2 separate regions of the Mus musculus genome follow, and region 2 is linked to region 1. The links are chromatin contacts, found by Hi-C or POLR2A ChIA-PET in ENCODE. All regions are on one chromosome and are shown on one strand. The core of a region is the stretch at or near the end of the contact, and the rest is flanking DNA. Distances in the headings are between cores, read along the strand shown. Region 1 holds the start of Hk2 (hexokinase 2). Region 2 overlaps Hk2 (hexokinase 2).

Region 1 (6,322 bases), core at 1,053-3,552:
AAGACAGGGTCTCTCTGTGTAGCACTGGCTGTCCTGGAATTTGTTGACCATGCTTGCAGCCTTGAACTCACAAAGTGCTGTTGCCTGGCTCTAAAACAACTACTACTTCTTCTTCTTCTTCTTCTTCTTCTTCTTCTTCTTCTTCTTCTTCTTCTTCTTCTTCTTCTTCTTCTTCTTCTCCTTCTTCTTCCTTCTTCTCCTTCTCCTCCTCCTCTTCCTCCCCTCTTCCTCCTCCTCCTCCTTCTTCTTGACAGGGTTTCGTTGAGTATCTCTTCCAAGTCTACTTGCTTGGTAAACCAAGCTGGCCTGGAGCTCAAAGATATGCCTGCCTCTGCCTCCCAAGTGCTGTGATTAAAGGCATGTGCCACCATGTCCAGCCTTAAAAATTATTTCTAATAGTTACTCTTAGGAGTTTGGATTTTAGTTGAAGAAAAACAATGGTTTTAAGACACCACCACCCCAAGACAGTCTGGTATATATCTATCAACCAATCTAATCTTATCTCTTATCTATCTATCTATCTATCTATCTATCTATCTATCTATCTATCTATCTATCTATCTACCTACCTACCTACCTACCTAGCGTATCTATCAAGCTATCCAAGTTGGCTTTGAATTCCTGACTCTTCTGCCTCCACCTCTGAATCACTGGAACTACGAGTGTGTGCCACTACATGAAGCACTGGTTTGTATTTTAAACAAGTCTCTTTAGCTCCTGAGTGAACGAGGGATCACAGTGGTCAAGCTAGAGGTACCTAAAAACAGCAGCTAAGTGAAATTACACAGGCTCTGGTGGAGTCATCGGTGGCCTGGCTATGAGGGTCTGGCCTCTTTGATTTGCTAAGTTAGACTAACTGTTCACTGATGGTGTGAATAGATGTAAGAGCAGGGAGAAAACCATGGATGGTGACGTCATTTGTGGAGACAATTGGTAAAAGGGGGGGGGGTGACCCTGGGAAGTTCAGCCTAGTACATGTTAAGTGTGAGACACTAGTCACCTCCACAGGGATGACAAATGACAGCTGGTTAAGAAAGCCAGAATCCCTGGGGAAAGTCCTCGCTTGTAGATTAGGTTTGTGAGTTACCTGTGTGCGGATGGTGTAACTGCTGACGATGGCGCTAAGAGGGATCACCCAGAGAGGAAATAGATGAACCACATCATAGAAAGTGGAGCAGAGCCTTTTTAGGGCTGGGGTGTACCTCAGTGGGCAGGGTGCTTTTCTAGCACGCACAAAGTCCCATGTTAGATCCCCAGTAGTGGCACATGCCACTCCGGAGGTGGAGAGAGGGCTTGGGGAGTGAGATTATTTGGAAATGGTAGGCTTTATCTTCCTTCCATGTAACTTTCAAACTCCTGGCTTTCCATTCTCCACCAGCACCAACTTCATGTCATCTGAGGTGCTATTTCAATATTGATGGCGTCTACTCATAAATGTCAACTTAGAGTCTGGTGTCAGGCATGAGCTGAGGTCGAGGCGGGCTCTTCTCAGCATCTATAAACCATTTCACACCACTTGAGCCTAGGATCAAGCTGTTACAGGTGCCCTTTCTCCTCCCATCTATCAGTCCCAGCTACAAACAAAGTTTCTCTCCAGCCTTTGCTGGCTTCAAGAAAGGCTGGATAATATACCGGGGGTGGGGGAATTGCATTTCAGAGTAAGATGTGTTCCTGTCTTCATCTACCATTTGTTAGGGGTGTGACCTTGGGCAAAACTCACTAACAGCACAGTGCCTAGTTCCCCAATCTGTAAAACGGGGTTAGTAAAATCCATATGCTATATTGGTGTGATATTAAGAAGGGCTGACTTTTGTAATGGCTTAGCTTCAGGGATCCGCTGACTCGTTGAGCTACAATTAAGATGAGAATCACGGTGCTTCAGACTTGTCACAGGGCAGTGGCAGCCCCTCACATGATCCCCAGATACCAGATTATGGCGTGTGCTGCTACGATCACTTGTCTTTCCAGTCGCCCAACATCTCTTGGGTCCGCGATCACGCGCCCCCCACCCGAAGCTGAGCCTGACGCGGCGGTGGCTCATGCGCCCTGGAGTCCCGAGCTCTAGCCACGGAACACACGTCCCAACTCTGGCGCCCAGCTCCGCCCCTAGCCTCGGGCGCGTCTCTCCCGCCGCCTGCTTGGGTGCTGGAGCAGCCGCGCCCGCGGGCTCTAGGCGCTGATTGGCTGTGGACCGCGGGCGGACAGCCGAAGAGCGCACACACCCTCTTCCCGCAGCCAATGAGCACATCCACGTCACTGTCCGGGGCGGCCCAAAGAGCCGGCAGCCCCTCAATAAGCCACATTGTTGCACCAACTCCAGTGCTGGAGTCTCAGGACACCACAGGCTACCCGGAGTTGTTCTGCTTTGGAGATCCGAGGGCAGGAGCATCACGCCAGTGACTCTGATAGGTGCGATCGCCGGATTGGAACAGAACTGTCATTTTTTTCCGAAGTTGAGCCTTAGTGACCCAGTGAGTGAAGTTAGCGACGGGACGCTAAGCAGCTAGACCGGTCGGCAGGAGTGAGACTTAGGGTACCTTCTAGTAGTTGTGATTAAAAAAATTGAAAAAAAGAAAAAAAAAAACCCTGTTTCTGGAAACTTGAGGCCCTCAGCTGGTGAGCCATCGTGGTTAAGCTTCTTTGTGTGGCTCCTGGAGTCTTCGATCCCAGCCGGACACCCGGGCCTGGTTTCAAAGCGGTCGGACAGCGCTGCCTGCTCCATCGGTAGCGCTCGAGCCTCGGTTTCTCTATTTGGCCCCGACTCGCCGCAACAAGATGATCGCCTCGCATATGATCGCCTGCTTATTCACGGAGCTCAACCAAAACCAAGTGCAGAAGGTAAGTCGGCACGGGCGGGAGCTTCTGGCTCGCTTCGGACCAAGTTGCGTGCTCTCCCGGAATCTGGAGCACGCAGAGGACCTGCTTCCTCCTCCTTCGGGGCTGGAGACGTGGAACCAGTCTGGGTAGCTGGGAAAGTCCTGCGCGCGAGAAGCCACGTCTGCTAGGCACCCTCGTGGCCCGACCGCTCACCATCGATAGTCCCACCTACCCGGGACCTGCGCGCACCCTCCCCACCCTTAGAGCCCCTAATTTCTTGATGGGACGGCCGCCCTGCACGTAGTCTGAGACTGCTGCGCCCACGTGGGAGGAGCCCCCTTCTGCAGCCCCGAGTTCCGGCAGGAGCACGTGGGGAAGAATCCTGCTTAGGGGAGGAGGCGGGGTGGAAGCGTGTAGCAGCTGGGGCCCGGCCCTCTTGAATTTAAGGATGTGTTGAAGAGGCCTTCGGTTCCTCGTGGCGCTCCTTGGGGGTGGATCGGGGGTGGGGTGGGGGAGAGAGCCACCCAGGAAGGAGCGGGAAAGGGCGCAGAAAGACTAGCCTGCCGCGCCCCCTCCCCGGAACTGAACTGCCCGGAACTGAGGCTCGAAAGGGGCGCCCCCTCACAGCAGACCTTCCTGGGGACCGCCCCGCCTCGTCCCCGTGTCTGGCCGCCGAGTTGAGGGCGGATTTTGGATAGTATGTTCTGATTTGGAACTAAAAGTTACACGGAATGGACTCATCTTCCCACCCCACGATCCCCAGAGTTCTTTTTTTTCTTTTTTGTTTTTGTTTTGTTTTCTTGGTTTCTGAAAATGAACCTTTAGTCGCTCTGACCTTCCTGAGCCCACCTCACTCTGCCTTCCCGGCAAACTCCAGTTCTCTCGGCGCGCCATTTACATAAGAAAGCGCCTCCGGCCCTGCTTGGAGCCTCACTCTCCTCTTCGGGCTAGAGAGGTGGGGGTGGACCGGAGCCAGGCCCGGAGCGCTCTAACTCCCAGGAGAATTGAGTTTCTAAAATACCCAGGATTACGGGATTGGTTCCTACCCTAGTCCAGGATTTAGGAGAGGGAATGGTCTAGTATGGGGCAGGGGCCGAGGGTGGGTGCTGTCCAGAGGTTTGTGTTAGAGCTCAGTTACACATTTGAAATTACAGTGTCTCACAGGAACAAATTTTAGGGAAAGTGCCTTGACCACGTTCCAGCCCCCTCCCCCCTCTTCTCTTGGTCCTGACTGCGTGGGAGAGGTTGGTCGGTTGCTTTTGATGTATCCAGGGCCCTGGCAGATGAACCTCAGATTTGAGAGAGGTACCTGATTTGAGTTTATCGGTTGGTTTTTCTCTAATATCTTGGGACGTGGCCCTTCGCTTTAATTCGGTTTGTTTAGACATTTGCCTTTAGGCTGGCATGATTTTGCAGGCTCCATTGGGCTTATCTATTGATTCAGCCAACTCTTGACAATTCCTAAAACACAAAGTGGAGGAAGACTCTCTAGTCCTAGGGAGAGTGAATTTTCCTCTTGGACATCTGGATTCTTTTTATGAACTTTCTCTCCGATGATGGGACTGTGGTTGCACGACAGGTAGACACCCCTAGGGACGTGCGGTAGAATCGTCTGTTCCCGGGAATGGAAAGGGAATTAACCAGAGTATCTGAAAGTGAGTTCTAACTTCTGTCTTGTGGTTCATTCGCCACCCAGAGCCTCTTGGGAGGCCTGTTCCTACAAGATGCAGGTGACTGTGCCCATCCCATTTTATGGTGACTGACTGGGCACCACGATGTGAGCCTTTTGTTCCTTTACGTTTTTCTTTACACTCCCAACCCCAGGACACTTGGATGTACTTCCTCTAAGTTACCAATAGGGGCAGAATTGAATCAGGCCTGTAACTTAAAAAACCAGGTGTCACACGAGGGATTTAGATTCCCAGTTTAGACTCCCTGATCTGGCTTAGGTGTGCAAAGCTGTTTGATCCCCCTCAAGTTTGAGAAGAGATGCAGAGTATATTGGGAGTGTCTCTGTGCTGAGGAAGAATTATAAGATGAAACTGGTTTAGAAACGCTAGGTATATTTTGTTTTTGGTTTGAGACAAGGCCCCTCTACAGAGTCCGCCTGTTTGTTCAGTAACTCGCTGTTGTAGACCAGACAGTGTAGACCAGATCACAGAGATCTGCCTACCACCCTCCACCTTTCATTATCCCTGGCGGGCTGGACACTCACCTGTAGACCAGGGTAGCTTTGAACTCAGAGATGCACTTTCCTCTGCCTCTGCAGGAAAGGCATGGCCACCATGCCTGCTTTCTGATTGGGACTTTTCTGGAACTCCTCTAAGATTATCTTATTCTTGTCTTAGCACTTGGAAGTCATAGATAGTAACCAGCTACAACTAGCTTCACTTGGCATCCTAGTGGGCAAGTGCAGTGTCTACTCGCTTTTGCTCATTGCTATTGTGTAATTTAATGGAGAGCACCTGCTCTGGCTGCAAACAGAGCCCTGTTCCAGGTTCCAGACAAGGTTAGCTCATGAATATTCAAATAACTTCCCAAGATAAGCACGTTTGTTTTGAGTGTTCTTTATTGTATTGACACGGAACTGAGGTCACGATTAAGTTGTCCAAGATCACTTAAGGTTATTTTTGTAAGAACACCCGGATGGATGGCTTTTGCTCCTTGGTAAGAACAAATTGTTCTTGAGCTCACAGGCTTGCCTGCCTCTGGGGAACATTAGGGCTGTGCAGTGTTCACTCACGGTGCTGGGAACACTTTTACCCAGTGGTGTAGGCATGTAGCCGGTTTCCAGCTTGGCTTGAGCAATGGCATCGGTGCCACCAGAGCCCTGAATTCGTTTTTATCATCATTCTTCTGACAGCTACGACCCTGTCAGTTGGTCTGTGGACTCCTTGCAGACACCCAAAGAGTTTCCCAAGTTCTAGTCTCACCCAGACTGGAGTATTCCGGGAGCCTTCTTCTACACTCCTGTCTGCTACCCCCTCATTCCAGCTTCATTTTTCTTGCAACTTTCTTGCAATTTGAAACTTTCACTTCTCAGGCCCTGAACATGGAGTCTGGCTTTTCTCTGTGTACCGCTCCATCTGCACGCCTCCTCATTGTGCTCCTATCTCACTGGCTCTGCACGTCCCAAGGACTGGGTTAGAGGTGGCGTCACACCGTTTTCCCAACCTTGGAGCTTCAGACATTTTGTGCTAGAAAAATTTTGTGAGCGAGGGGCTATTGCAGTCTACAATAATATTCACAGTAAATAATTCTGTTTACCTTTTCCCTGTTTGAGACATATAGCTCAGGCTGGCCTCCAACTCTATACATAGAGGATGACCTTGAAATCTTGGTCTGATCCTCCTGCCTTAGCCCACATGGAACCTGCTTTATGTGGTGTTGAAATCAAACTCATGGCTTTGTGTATGATAGGCAAGGACTTTACCAACTGAGCTGCGGCCCCAGCTCCGCTTCCTCTTTTTATTATATACCTGGCTTGCCTAAAACTGCTATGTAG
Region 2 (6,322 bases), core at 1,881-4,380, 34 kb after region 1:
GAAAGCAATAAGATGAATTCAATCCATTCTGCTGTCTGGAAAATGGTCCTTATTGGTGAAGACAAATGGAGAATAGGTGGATGGGGCACCTGGGTGATCCCCACTGCTATCCATGCGTGGCCATGGATTGGGTTAGTAGCATACTTGCATGGTGTGTCTTGCTCTTTCTCCATCTTCACACTTGTCTTCATACCCGTCTTCCCCTGGTGATGATGAAGGCCCTTTGATTCCCCTGCAGGACTTTGACATTGACATTGTGGCTGTGGTGAATGACACGGTTGGGACCATGATGACTTGTGGTTATGATGATCAGAACTGCGAGATTGGTCTCATTGTGGGTGAGTGAGACCCTGGTGTGAGGGCCATAGTTGTTTGAACTAATCATTAGCTTGGGTGTTTTCTCCTGATGTGCGAAGATAGCGATGCAGCTACTTTAGGCCATGCCGGGACTTACAGGGTTAAGCAGTGTACAAGAGATCTGGCCATCATGTTGTGTTGTCCCAGGAGGCTGCCGTGAGGAATCTCAGCCCCTAGGCAGACTTCTACAAGCAGTGAAGAGGGAGGCTGCTAAGACGATAGATAGCCCACTTGGCACTGAACAGTTTCTTCCTTTGATCAGGTACTGGCAGTAATGCCTGCTACATGGAGGAGATGCGTCACATTGACATGGTGGAGGGCGACGAGGGACGGATGTGCATCAACATGGAGTGGGGGGCCTTTGGGGACGACGGTACACTCAATGACATCCGAACTGAGTTTGACAGAGAGATCGACATGGGCTCACTGAACCCTGGGAAGCAGCTGTAAGTAGCATCTTCCTTTGGGGTGAGTGGGTGGGTGAGTGGATAGGGTGTGGAGCTGAGGGGGGACTGCCACACACAGCAAGGGCTTGTCTCCACGCTTCCTTTGCATTATCCCCAAAGGGTTGTGGAGGCACACGAGTTGTGGGAATGGTCATGATCATAAGACTGCAAAGGGGCTGAAAGCAGAGAGAAGCCCTTCGGGTGGTCATGCTTTTGCTTGGGTTCTTCTCAATACAGAGTCTTGGTCAGCAGCCCTCTGGGTAGCCCTGGATGTTCTGGAACTCACTCTGTAGACCAAACTAGTCTCAAACTCAGAGTTCTGCTGCCTCTGCCTCCCAAGTACTGGGATTAAAGGTATGTGCCACCACTGCCCGGCAAGATGAGGCTCTTAAAGGCACTGTTTTGTGGCTTTTGGCCCATCACTGCCTGGATGCCAAGATTGCAGCAAGTAGCTGGTATTATTTGATGATGGGAATTGAACCCTGAGCAAACACTACCAAGGGAGTTACAAGCCTGGCCTTGATTTGGCTTTTTGTTTTGTTTGAGACGGGGTCTCACTGTTTAGTTTCTGGTGGCCTGGAGCTGACTAGGTAGACGAAAGCTGGATTCAAACTCACAGACACCCACCTGCCTCTGCTTCCTAAGTGCTGGGATTAAAGATGTGCTACCCTGTGTTGACTTTTTTTTTTTTTTTAAATCACCGCTTATTCAGAGTCCCAGGCCTTGTGTCTTCATTCACACTAGGCCTCTGGGCCAGTTATGACCTAGGGAAAATTGGAGGCAAAAGCTTAGCATTTTGTACCCTGAATCTTATATGCACCAGTCTTATTTTTTGTTACTTTTGGCTCTTTTTTTTAAGGCTTTGTATTTCTTTTCTTCTTCATGTGTACTTGGTGACTGGAGATTTTGAAGAGGGCATTGGCTCCCCTGGAACTGGAGTCACACATGGTTGTGAACCACCATGTGTGTGCTGGGTATTGATTGGATCTGGGTTCTTTTCAAGAGCAGCCCCTGCTGAGCCATCTCACTGGCCCTCCTTTCGACTCTTACACAACCTTATTTTCTCGAATTTGCAAAACTTCTCTGTGGAAGATCTTGAAACAGGATTGGCAGCTGCTGCAAGGGCTAAACAGCAGTTGCAAAACCATTTTGAGCAATGAACCATTTATCTCTGTGGTTCTCGTGGTGCCGTGAGTGTTTTAGAAAAACTTAGTTCTGATCTCTATTTGGAAAAGGAGATGGGGAGCCTTCCCTTAAGTCACAGGCTTCTCCCCTCCGTGTTGAGATGTGAGTCTCTGCTCTTTCACTTCCTTTAGGATCCTGTGGTTGTGTCTGCTGTGGGTGCTGAGAGATTAGCTGGGAAGCCATTCACTCAGTGCCTCTTCCCTCAGTGGGATGAACCCAAGTCCCTGTGAGGAGCCACGTGTCCTTGGGAGAGTCCAAAGATAAAATGAGCAACCGCACTGGCTTAGCCATAGATGACTGACAGTGATTGGAAGGGAGTCTTCCAAACTATCCACTGGGGTGACCCTGAAGTCCTGCTGGGCAGTCATTGTTGTAAAGAGCCACTGACGAAGGACAGCGTCATGTAGACGTTGGAATTCTGCAGTGCTGAAGCCTGAAGCCGGGTTGCTACTTATCAGAAATAGTTGCTGTGTTGGAACTTTGGGTTTTTGCTTTTTGAGACAGCTTCTCCTGTGACCCTAGCTGATTTTGGACTCACTTTCTGAGATGACCTTGACTTTTTTTTTTTTTCCTTCTGAGACAGGGTTTCTCTGTGTAGCCCTGGCTGTGCTGGAACTCAATTTGTAGACCAGGCTGGCCTCAATTCCCAGAGATCTGCCTGCCTTTGCCTCCTTAGTGCTGGGATTAAAGGCATGCGTCCCCTGTCTCCCATTTATCTATTCACGTTATGAGCATCAGTGACTTTTTTGCATGTCTTTAAGTGCGCTGTATGCATGTTGGGGAGGCCAGAAGAGGGCCCCTGAAACTAGAATTACACATAGTCCTGAGTGCTGGGAATCAAATTTTGTTCTGCCAGAGTGGTCCTCACTCTGAACCGTAGAACCATTTCTCTAATGTTTGAGATAGGGTCTCACCGTGTAGCCTAGGCTAGCCTGAAACTTGATCCTCTTGCCTCAACCTCCTAAATGTTGGCATAGCTGGTGTCTGGAACCACGTTGCCAGTGCTCCTTTACTATGAGCAAGTCCCATCTTGCTGATTGAGGGCCCGGTTTTCAGTTTCTGTTAGGTGTTCTGTGCCACACCCCTGCTGGGCCTCCTGGGTGGTGTGGCCCATCCTAGTTAGTACACAGCCCATTATGCTTCCTGTCTGTTAGACTCTGATCCTTTATGAGACATCAAGGGGTTTTCTTTACCCAGAAGATATTCCGAAGGGCTTGGTTTCTTCTGTCACGTGGGCCCAGGCAAAAAGAGCAATCGCTAAAGAAGAGTGCCACCTAGTGGTGGAAAATTAAACTACTGGACTTCCTTAAGTGCTGGCCCTGATTTCTTCCTTTGGCTTTCAACCCGTTCACCACTAGATTCTTTTTGTTTTTTGTTTTGTTTTTTGAGACAGGGTTTCTCTGTGTAGCCCTGACTGTCCTGGAACTCACTCTGTAGACCAGGCTGGCCTCGAACTCAGAAATCCACCTGCCTCTGCCTCCCAAGTGCTGGCACTAAAGGCATGCACCACCACCGCCCGGCTCACCACAAGATTTTTGAGCCCTCTTTTAGCCTGCCCTGGAACTTTACCCCAATCTCTGTCCAGGTTACTTACTGGCTTTTTTTTTTTTTTTTAAAGACCAGGCTAGCCTTGAACTGCCTCTGCCTCCCAAATGCTGATTAAAGACGTGCCTGACCACCTCCTAGCCTCTGCCAGGTTATTGTCACCCATTTTCTTGAATTCACAATTGGGGAAGGCAGTGTCAGTGGATGAGTGGGAAGATCTGTACCTTGATCTACTTATAGCCACCTTGTTTCCTATTGGGAACCTCTGTAAGCCTTGTTGTTGTTGCTTTGATACATTTTTTCTTGAGACAGAGTCTCGCTATGCGTGTTTGCCCTCCTCTGGAGGAGAGAGGGTGTACATCTGTTGATGGTGGGACGTCACTGGTCTGTCTCTGCAGGTTTGAGAAGATGATCAGCGGGATGTACATGGGGGAGCTGGTCAGACTCATCCTGGTGAAGATGGCCAAGGCCGAGCTGCTGTTCCAAGGGAAACTCAGCCCAGAGCTCCTTACCACTGGCTCCTTCGAGACCAAAGATGTCTCGGATATTGAAGAGTAAGTGTCTGGGCCCACTGCCTCTCTGCTTACCAAGTCTCCATGAGTAGGGCAGGAACTGGGAGGGAAATAAGAGGCATGGCTTGGAGGTGTGTGTGTGTGTGTGTGTGTGTGTGTGTGTGTGTGTGTGTGTGTTAAGCCTTGGGTATGTGTTCTGCAAAGTGTCTACCTTTAAGACAGACTTCTCACTGGCCTGGAATTTACTAAGTAAGCTAGGCTAACTGACTACTGAGCCTCCAAGGGCCCACCGGCCTCCACCTCCTCTTTTAGACATAAATTGTGGGGATTGAACTCGGGCTCTTGTGTTTGCCAAGGGTTTGCTTTTCCCAGTGAGCTCGGGAATGGGAGCAAAGGCTTTCACTAAACAATGTTCCAAAGATTTAGATCTGCTGTTCTCGCTTGAGATTTCTACTTGATTGAAGGGGGTCTTATAGTTTCAGGGACGTGATGGAGCGAGGAAGTAGTTTTAGTGGCAAAGAAGGGCAATGAAATAGTTCAAAGAACTTTGCTAACGAGGACCCTCGGAGCAGTTCTGCCTGCCCTTTGTTAAGCCCAAAGGGAGATGAAGGCGCGTGATATAGAGGCATGGGGCTCCTCAAGGAGAGGCTCAGGCCCTACCTCCAGCCTTTTCCCGTGTCTTCAGACATAGACTGGCTTTTGCCGTTGCAGAGAGCCAACAGGTAGGGTCCACACTGGCTTCAAGTACTCAAAGGTTGCCATTCATATACTTTGAGGGGAACAGAGAGCAGGAACCCACATGCTCGCTTGCTCCCCATTTGCAGCGGCGAAACCAGGGTCTTGTCTTTATAAGATACACACAAAGGAACTTCGAGGTTTTCCTTGTGGAAAATAAAAGAGTGCCGACAGAAAGCAGACCTCCCTCTGTGTGTGTGTGTGTGTGTGTGTGTGTATACTCGGGTGTGGGTGGTCTGGGAGAGGAGCCTTGAACTGCTGGCCACAGTGAATTCAACACTGCTCACACCCTATCTGTTTCCCAGCGATAAGGACGGAATTCAGAAGGCCTACCAGATCCTGGTGCGCCTGGGTCTGAGCCCGCTGCAGGAGGACTGTGTGGCCACGCACCGAATCTGCCAGATTGTGTCCACGCGCTCAGCCAGCCTGTGTGCAGCCACCCTGGCCGCGGTGCTGTGGCGGATCAAAGAGAACAAGGGCGAGGAGCGACTCCGCTCCACCATCGGCGTGGATGGCTCTGTCTACAAGAAACATCCCCAGTGAGTGAGCAAGCCGGGGCTGGGAACAGAAGGGTCCCCTGGAGACTCCATGAGGCAGCTCTGTATTGCTTTCCAGACAGCATAAGTGTTCTCCAGTCACTTGGTATGAGTGGGATTGCTTTCTGAAGGCAGCTGATGGCTTGCCCTCTGTTTAGAGCTCCTGGTTGCTGAGTCCTTGGCTTGCTGCCTCCTCTTCCGCTCTGTTTTGAGACAGGCTTGTCCTCTAGTCCCTCCCAGGCTGGCCTTAGACTCAATCTGTGCCCATGGCGAACTTAAATTCTGATCCTCTTGTCTGTCCCCGCCTCCCAAGTTCTAGGATCACAGGTGTGTACCACCTTTCTGCAGAGTTTGCCATTGAATGCTCTGTGCATGGCAGGCAAGCACGTCCTCACAACCCAACATCATCCCGGGCCACCTCCCTCTTTTTATGAGTTACTGATTCATTCCTTGTTCTTCCATTACTCTGACTGGTTCATGTGGGTACCATGCCCTCTGTTAGTGGCCATCCAACCTTGAAGACGCCAGCCTCTCCTGATTTTAGTGTCGGATTGTTCCCGCCCTGTCATGTCCCTTTGTTCGTCTATTCCAAACTGTTCATATCTCACCTGAGATCCAGAAGAGGTCTTTTGTGTTCCCGTATTTTTCTGTCATTTTCTCAGTGTGAGTGCCAGGTCAGGGCACCTTTAACTGAGCTGGTGGCTGCCATCTGGCTCTGAGATCCATCTTCAGCATTCTAGCCCAGGGCTGTAGGAACATGGATAACCTGGGAATGTGGTTAAGAGGCCGGTTCTGGCTCAGTGACTGGGTGAGGCTGACTTTTACAGTGACTGGCCTGCCGCGAGGCTGCTTGCTATCTGTGTGGGTGTGGGTGGTCTGGGAGAGGAGCCTTGGAATTGCTGGGCTGGGCTGTGCTGTCCGCAGCAGTCTGCGCTCCGTGGAAGCTGCAGGGGGCCGCCACCCAAGAGCTTCTCCCTAATTAAACATTCTCACTGTCTCCAGTTGT

The links. A loop is a pair of places that touch in the nucleus more often than their neighbours do. ChIA-PET counts read pairs that join two places held with the same protein, here RNA polymerase II (POLR2A).
Region 2: a map of heart shows a loop between it and region 1 (6-fold over the local background). The contact joins the enhancer-like site here to the promoter of Hk2 in region 1. A Hi-C loop is called at or near these places in 9 of 37 maps with a recorded cell type or tissue (T-helper 1 cell, T-helper 17 cell, T-helper 2 cell and 2 more). POLR2A ChIA-PET finds 5 or more read pairs at or near these places in 4 of 5 experiments (Patski and embryonic stem cell).

What each region holds. Positions count from the first base shown.
Region 1 is chr6:82,770,434-82,776,755 of GRCm38, reverse strand. It overlaps Hk2 (hexokinase 2), which reads left to right and starts at 2,302. Exons shown (of 18, transcript NM_013820.3): 1 at 2,302-2,838. The coding sequence starts at 2,776.
Region 2 is chr6:82,737,284-82,743,605 of GRCm38, reverse strand. It overlaps Hk2 (hexokinase 2), which reads left to right. Exons shown (of 18, transcript NM_013820.3): 6 at 239-338; 7 at 620-803; 8 at 3,932-4,087; 9 at 5,086-5,319. Among named protein-coding and RNA genes, the nearest start is that of Gm32480, 25 kb to the right of the region's middle. Within about 2 kb of position 3,130, at least 1 of the 3 ENCODE cell types and tissues checked has a DNase peak (open chromatin) inside an H3K27ac peak, as active enhancers do; it is heart, where a contact is called at or near this core.